Linked DNA regions of Homo sapiens: region 2 is linked to region 1. A link is an interaction called in ENCODE POLR2A ChIA-PET data of the cell type or tissue named here. Cell type or tissue: PC-3. All regions are shown on one strand.

The links. Peaks named below come from ENCODE experiments on the same cell type or tissue, not always from the same donor. Only the 100,000 strongest peaks of a DNase experiment are listed, where the experiment ranks them.
Region 2: POLR2A ChIA-PET joins it to region 1 with 10 read pairs; 1 of 35 experiments calls an interaction of 5 or more read pairs at or near these places.

What each region holds. Positions count from the first base shown.
Region 1 is chr13:35,913,200-35,917,199 of GRCh38, forward strand. The region is part of intron 4 of DCLK1 (doublecortin like kinase 1); the gene reads right to left. Among named protein-coding and RNA genes, the nearest start is that of DCLK1, 220 kb to the right of the region's middle. RefSeq lists an enhancer at 3,549-4,000. In PC-3, no CTCF peak of the experiment used is centred here; no DNase peak of the experiment used is centred here; H3K27ac peaks cover 592 bases.
Region 2 is chr13:34,037,126-34,041,125 of GRCh38, forward strand. The region is part of intron 1 of LOC124903153 (a long non-coding RNA gene); the gene reads left to right. Among named protein-coding and RNA genes, the nearest start is that of RFC3, 220 kb to the left of the region's middle. In PC-3, no CTCF peak of the experiment used is centred here; no DNase peak of the experiment used is centred here; H3K27ac peaks cover 1,315 bases.

The DNA of each region.
Region 1 (4,000 bases):
TTGTGTTAGTTCAGTTTCAGCTGAAAATATTACCCAAGTGCAGTCCCAAAGCACTATTAATGCAGGGTCCCATGATACTGGCCTGGATACTTAAAAGATAAGGAAGATAATGGTATATTCTTTCACCAGCACCTACCTAAAATACATTTTCCCCTTAGCATACAATATTCATACCCAGTGCTCTTGACTTCACTTCTTAATGAATACTTTCCTGAAACCATGTCCAACCACAAATGCTCAAATGCAATTCTTTAACATTTGGCACTTCCATTATGCCTTTGGTAAAGAATTTAAATTTTTTGGTACATGTCTTTCTTCCTAACCACTTTCTCAAATAAATTATTTTTAATGGAAATACACAGAAAAGGCTATCTGCATATACCCTTGGCTATCAAAGTTTTAATTTTCCCACTAAATTACATTTTTTTTCTTAAAACTCTGACTATGCAGACTCCTCACAATGTTAGGCAGAAACAGAATAAACCGAATTCTTGTTATTCATTGTTCCTAAGTGTTTTTTCCCAGCAAAAAGTCTGATACTGGGTGTGTAAGTGTTTCAGAAATGTTGAAAAGAAACTAAGGCTCATGCTTCTAGACAAAACAGAAGTTACGGAAGCATAATATATAAAAAAAATTCAATGACTAGAACTTGGCAGTTTAAAACTAAACTTGCAAAGGGTAGGTAACCAAGTGCTGTCTACCTGAGCAGGGCACTGTCCAGGAAAGATGATTATTTTTTCTTAAATTCTAGCCTGCATTATTTTAATTCCAATTTGGTTATGTCAGTTAGTATAGGAAAGAGGTACGAATTTTTAGGAAATAAAAAGATATATTAGGGCTGGGCACGATGGCTCATGCCTGTAGTCCCAGCACTTTGGGAGGCCGAAACAGGAGGATCTCTTGAGCCCAGAAGTTAGAGACCACCCTGGGCAACATAGTGAGACACGCGTCTCTACAAAAAATACAAATATTAGCTGTGTATGGTGGCATGTGCCTATAGTCCCAGCTACTCGAGAGGCTGAGGTGGGAGGATCACTTGAGCTGGAGAGGTCGAGGCTGCAGTGAGCTGAGATTGTGCCACTGCACTCCAGCCTGGGCAACAGAGGGGAGACCTTATCTCAGAAAAAAAAAAAATATATATATATATATACATATATATATATATATATGTATATATATATATATATATATAAGCAAAATTATTGCTAATTGAAAAGAGAACTGAAACTAACCAAGGCCAGACACAGTGGCTCATGCCTGGAATCTCAGCACTTTGGAAGGCCAACGTGGGTAGATCACTTGAGGCCAGGAGTTCAAGACAAGCCTGGGCAAAATGGCAAGACCCTGTCTCTACTAAAAATACAAAAATTAGCCAGGTATGGTGGCACAGCCTATAGTCCCATCTGCTCAGGAGGCTGAGACACAATGATCCCTTGAGCTGGAGAGGTCAGGGCTGCAGTGAGCTGTGATCACACCACTGCACTCCAGCCTGGGTGGCAGAGTGAGATTCTATCTCAAAAAAAAAAAAAAAGAAACTAACCTAATATTTTCTGAGGCTGCCAAATTCTGGGCTGTTTATGAACCATCTCACGAAAAGACAGAAGTTTTTTTGAAGGCAAAGATCATAGCTTATTCATCATTCTATCCCTGGCAATTAGTTGAAGGCCTGGCAAACAGTAAAATCTCATAATTCAATCAAATATAAAGAGGAAGGAGATGACTTGAAGATGAGTAAAAGATCACTGGAGAGAGCCAATGATTTTAGGAATTGTTTTATGAGGCAATAAGGGGCAAATAAATACTGAAAAGAAACATTTATTGTTGCATTATGCTTTGAAATCTACTAAATGTATCCAAATTTCCCATGAGAAAGTTAACTGCTATTCAGAGAATTCTGAAACATAAAAATAAGTTAAGCTCAAGTATAATGCTATCATAGCAGGCATTTGAAGCAATTTGTTAATCCTTAGAACATATCACTATTTTGCAGATTGAAGAAATAAAAAATTATGTTTTTTCAGAGTCACAGAAACTCAATAGTTCTAGGTCAATACTATGAACCATGCTGAAGAGAATAACTTGGGTAGTAAGTGTTGTAACACGGAGGGGGTCCCTTTAAATCATAGCACCCTGATGTTACCAGCCGCAAAGGCTGTGTATCCCCAAACTATATTCCCTACTTTTGACTCCTGGAGTTACCTATTCAAAGATGAGTTTTAGGCTGGGTGTGGTGGCACACACCTGTAATCCCAGCACTTTGGGAGACCAAGGCAGGAGGATCGCTTGAGCTCAGGAGTTGGAGACCAGCCTGGGCAACATAGCAAGATCTCTTCTCTACTAAAAGAAAAACAAAAAACTAGCTATGTGTAGTGGTGGGTTCCTGTAGTCCCAGCTACTAAGGAGGCTGAGGTGGGAGAATAACTTGAGTCCAGAAGTTGAGGCTGCAGTGAGCTGTGATCACACCACTGCACTCCAGCCTGGGTGACCCTGAGACCCCACCTCAAAAACAAACAAACCAACAAAAACACAGAGCTGAATTTTCAGTCTGAATAATAATTTTTTTTAAAAGGCTAAGAGCTATGCAAAGGTAAGTAATCTAAACATTCAAAGAAATGTTGAGTTACTACTTTACTTATGTTTTGATTGATCACTAACCTGTGTAGGCTGCCACCAAATAAAAAGTGAGGCAGCTTTCTTTCAAAGCTCATTCAAATGTTCAAGCCTGACACATCCGTTTGCAAAGAAGAATAAGAGTAAGTATTTTAAAACAATTAAACAAATCAAGGAAATTTGATTTTAAGGATGGGAGTCAAAGGTGAGTCTCAGGTCAATGCAATCCTTACCCTAAATCTAACCTTCAGGCTCTGCGTGATGAGGCACTTACCTTCTGCAAAAAGGATCTTCAGGTCCCTGTTAGCATAGGCTTACACTAGATTTCCAAGATGCCAGGGAGCAAAACCCTAAGAATCCCATGGGCAAAAGAAACCAAAACACCCATAACAAATAAGCACCATAAATAACGTTTGCATTTGAACACAGAAACTGATCAGCTATATTCAGGACAGAAATAGCAAATGAGCATTTGAAAGGGATCTGGTGACCAGTAACTGCAACCCAGAGCCCTGTACATTATAGAAACACAAAGTGGATTAGCACCATCTGGGACTTCCAGGCAGTCCCTCTGACCCTCTAGGCAGCTCTCTTCCCCCTCTGCCTCTCCCTCCTCTGCCCTCTCCATCTTCCTTACAATTAGCCTTGGTTTCCTTCCCCCATGTAAGAAGCCCAGCCCTGCCTTCAACAGGAACATACAGCAGAGGCGCAACACATTTTAAACTTCCATCTTCTGATCCTGCCCTTCTCCTTTGTTCTTTTTATCTCTTTCTTTTCTTCACTTATATTTCCCTCTCTCTTTCTCCTCCTTCCTTTTTCTCTCCCTCTATGTCTCTGTAGATACCCTTTCCTTAGCAGGTCAAAACATGAAACTTTAATACACACACACAGATACACATGCATGCATACATATTACATATGTGATGGTGAATATCTATCTATCCCTATCTTTAAAAAATGCTCATGGGATTGTGACAAGGTTCAGGACATGCTGTCCTAACTACGGCACCTTGGAAGGTGAGGGCATTCAGGAGGCAGCATGTGCAGGAAGGCCTCTCAGACCTTCCACCTCCCTTCTCTCCTGCAGCAGGTCATAAAACCTAGAAAGGATTTTCTGACCTTCCAGTGAAGCTGATCATAAGACCCTCCCTCACTCAACAGGTGGCCTTCTTCTACCTCGAGGAAAATAGCATCATTATCGCTGAAGACACAGGGCCACAGAGAAGAATCTGAACAAACAGGCCTTGCTTAACCCCCCAGTTCATGACACTTAACTCATACCCTTTTTGCCCTATCACATTTCTCCATGACTGTCCACCCTTCATCAAATCTAGCACAAAAACACACAGGTTGAACTGTTTCTATGGGTCGTTGTTTCCTTATGAAAACT
Region 2 (4,000 bases), 1.9 Mb before region 1:
TATGGATCGTCCGGTAGAGGTCTGAGGGCCACATCTCTTTGACCTCCACTTGTCTTGGCTACTTGACCCAGAACCATCAGGGTTCAGCCCTGGGCACTCTCTTCCTACTTACTTCTGTCAATTTCATTCTTTGTGGCCTTTAGAGGCTGGAGGCAGAGTTTCATTTTTCCTGACTAGGATACTGTATTTATTCAATCGCCCCTGTTTAGAGAAAAAGAGTGGGAAAGAAATACTACAATATAGATTGCAAGAGATCAGTTGGCAATATCAATTGTAAGATCTACCCTCAATTTCAGAGTTTTAAAATGGAAAATAATGTGCATCTCAGCGTTAAGGAAACACAGTAATAAGTTGAACAGTAGAAGGAAGCGGGTTGGTAGCTATTACTGGGTAGATGAAATCTTTTGGAATTAGGAGCTTTCACATCATCACAGAGAAGACAGGCATAGAAAAGCTCTCCTACCTCCCAGGTATAGCAGCCAGATTTCTCAAGGAAGGTTCACAAAAGAAAAGCCCCTACACAACTGTGCCTGGGTGACATCAGATTTCTGGAATGCAGAGGCTCATGCTTTTAGGGGCTAGTGCAAAGCCTCCAAATCAAAGCCTGAATTAGGAAGCTTCAAAGCTGGGAGCCCAACATCACCACTAACTACCCAAGAGGAGAGGCAGAGAGACCCCTCCTCTTCCAGGACACACAGGCCCGCTCGGCTTGGCAGCATCTCACCTCCTCTAGGCTGGCTCCCTGACAGTCCATGAATATTCAGTTGGTGTTACTAAGTGATTCCATTCCATCTTAATCATCTATTTGGGGACACTGCATACTGCATTGGTCATGATTTCTATGGTGTTTTTTGCTCTCATTTGTAAATAGCTTTCAGAAACCTGAAATGAAATTGCATTTACTTTTCATTTTCCTCCTTCAGTCTGAGTCAGCTTGACTTGGAATCAGCAGTACCTTCTGGCCCTTTTAAGCAACCTTATTTCCACGATGGAGAAAAATGATCATTCTGCAGGATACTGTGCAACGTAAGGGGACTGCACGGGAAGACAAGAGTGAGGCCACTGTCCCCACACTACTCAAATGAGCTCATTTCCGCCATTCCTTTCAGCTAAGAAAATGTGCACCAGCTCAGTTGCCTCAGATTAAAATGCATAAGTATAATTTCCTTGCACATATTTTAATCTGATTAGCATTCAGCCTATGGAAGTCCCCATTCCTTCCCCTGCTCTCTAATAGCTTCCCTTTCTAAATTGTGTCCTCTCTTGTAGAACTCAGGTGCTCATATTAGCTTTGCACAATTTTAGCTGAGAACAGAGGGAAGGAAATCACCAGGGTAACATTGGCCGCCCACACTGCAGTTTGTGTGTGTTTTAAGAGAAATAAGAAGCAGATAGACTGTTCCTCCTTAATGTCTGTAATAGGCTAAAATTTCCCAAGATTCTGTGTTTTTCTTAAGCAAATATGAAATTTAACCGGAGCCACAAAGGAGGGGGGCGTTATTTGGTTGTGAATGACCTAAGAGGAACAGACTGCAAAGCAGTATTACCCAAGAGGAGCAGTGCAAAGTCAACACAAATGCTTTCTTTCATGTGGCCCTGGGTATATCTGAATGTAAAGTTTAGGCAGAGTTTTTTTTGTTTTTTTTTTTTTGTTGTTCTGAACAGAGGCATATTAGGAATGTTTAAAATATCTCTATTTCAGATATTTGACCCCAAGTCTTCTGTTTAGTTATATATGGAAACAGAGCTCACCTGAGATATAAAAAGAAGCGGTTGTTGCTGCTCTGGTTTCCTGTGGGGACACAACTACTCCTTGGCTCCTGCCCCACCCCCACTCAGGTTCTCAGCATCTTTGTTCTGTCTCGATCTGCCTTAGGTCCAGTGTGTCCTAAAGCTCATGTCCCCGCCTTTCCCTTCTCCCACCACACTTCTGTCCAGGTGGACCCATTCAATGGATGTCCCATTCTTTCAGTGCCTTGCTCTCTCCTTTTTAAGCAGCCAAAGGTAACAACCTTCCCCCCAGGTAACCTTCCGAGGATGGGTTTTATTAACTCAGAGAAGGAAGTAATGCCATCATTGAGCTTAAAAAAGCTCTTAGGAATTTACATGCTTGTCATTGGAAAGAAGGCAGAACATTAAGGAGACCGAGGATAGAATCCTGATATGGCCAACTCACTATGTAAGTCTGAACAAGTGAATTAATCTATCTGAGCCTCAGTTTATTTATCTTCATAATGTGATTATTAATTTTCATTTCATAGGATGTTGTAAAAGTTAAATTAGATGCTTTTTACAAATATTCTATTTGCAGGACGTGGTATAAACATACCTACATTACATCAACATTGGAGGCATGCTATTTATCTGGTTTCCTGACTTGATACCAGTTTTATTTGCCTACAGAATTATTTTGAGTGCCTTTATAGGTTGGAAATGCTTTTAAAATGATAAAATATCATTAAACTATGAAACAACACAACATTCTCCTCCTCCTTCTTCTTCCTGTCCTTTCCCTTCTCTTTTTCCTTCTTCTTCTCTTCCTCCTCCTCCTTCTTCTCTCCTTCTTGATTAATTATCAAGACAAATATCTAAAAGTCAGTTGTGAATCCTCTCTACCTTTTATCCCCAGCATCCAGTCCATCAGCAAGTCCCATTGACTCTAATCCATGATATACTTCCTATACATCTCCACTGCCATCACCCCGGTCTTAGCCACCACCTCAACAGCCCTCTGCAGGCCTCTCTACAGGCACTCTAGACCAGCACTGCTGTGCAGCCACTATTTGGTGAGGATCCTTTTACTCACAGACAAACACATTCCTCACTGATCCACCCTTTCTAGAATATAGATGGCATCTTATCTGCCTTGCTCACCACCACACCTTCAGGACTGAGAACAGTACAAACATACAGAAGGGCTCAACAAAGACTTTATGAATAAATTGTATTTATTAATGTGCTCTAAGCACAATCCTATGGGGCAGGCATTATTAGTGCGCTTTACAAATAAGAAATCTGAGCAGTCTTTGTTTAAAGGATTGGTCTTTTCATAAGAGACGAGGGATCAGTTAGATCTAGTATATTTTAAAGGGATTTTATGGAAGCTGAACTACACATAAAAAGGACAATCAATGAAACAGGTAGTGCCTTCTTCTGCATTTTAGGGTGAATCTGGCATTCCCAAACTTCTCTTTTTTCGTATTTCATTGCACACGGTTACTGGATCTTTTCCTAAACATTTTTTTAAATCTTACTTTTCCTCTACTATCAGTGGGCAATGGCTGAGGTTTTTCTTTTCTTTTCTTTTCTTTTCTTTTTTTTTTTTTGAGACGGAGTCTCGCTCTGTCACCCAGGCTGCAGTGCAGTGGTGCAATCTAAGGTTTTTATTTTCTATAGACATGCTGGACAATTAATCACATTCAGGATTTTAAAAATCAGTATGTTGTTTCCCGCTCTCTGTTTGCTAGTATTCTGAGGAAGGATCCAAGTAAATTCTGCTTTTATGCAATTTGAAATGAAGAGATGTGTTTTATTAACCTGTTAGCCATGGGTGACATCTTATTATAATAGTAATTTTTATTTCCGTCATCAGTGTTCTCACAGCAGCATCCCTTTACACTCACATCTACTTTGTATTAACATTGTAGACCCAGTATTTATCATATCAGAGTGTATATTTAAAAACCAAGCAGGCATTAAGGCAGGGTGTTGCTACTGGCTTACAGTAAGGTAAATTATAAAAATTTTAGAAAATCAAATATTTGTGTCTGGGCTCACTAATTATTATTTTCTTTCTTATCTGAATGATCTGCATAAATGACCGTTAGGACACATAAATCAAGATCAATGCAACATTAAGTTGGCCAAGGCACAGTAGTGTTGAATTGAGTAGCCGATGTGGTCAACAAACAGGAAACGTGTGAGAAGTCATCCAGATACAATGAGGTCATTCCTGACCCTTACTCTCATCCCCCAGATGCTTAAAATTATAGCTTAATGT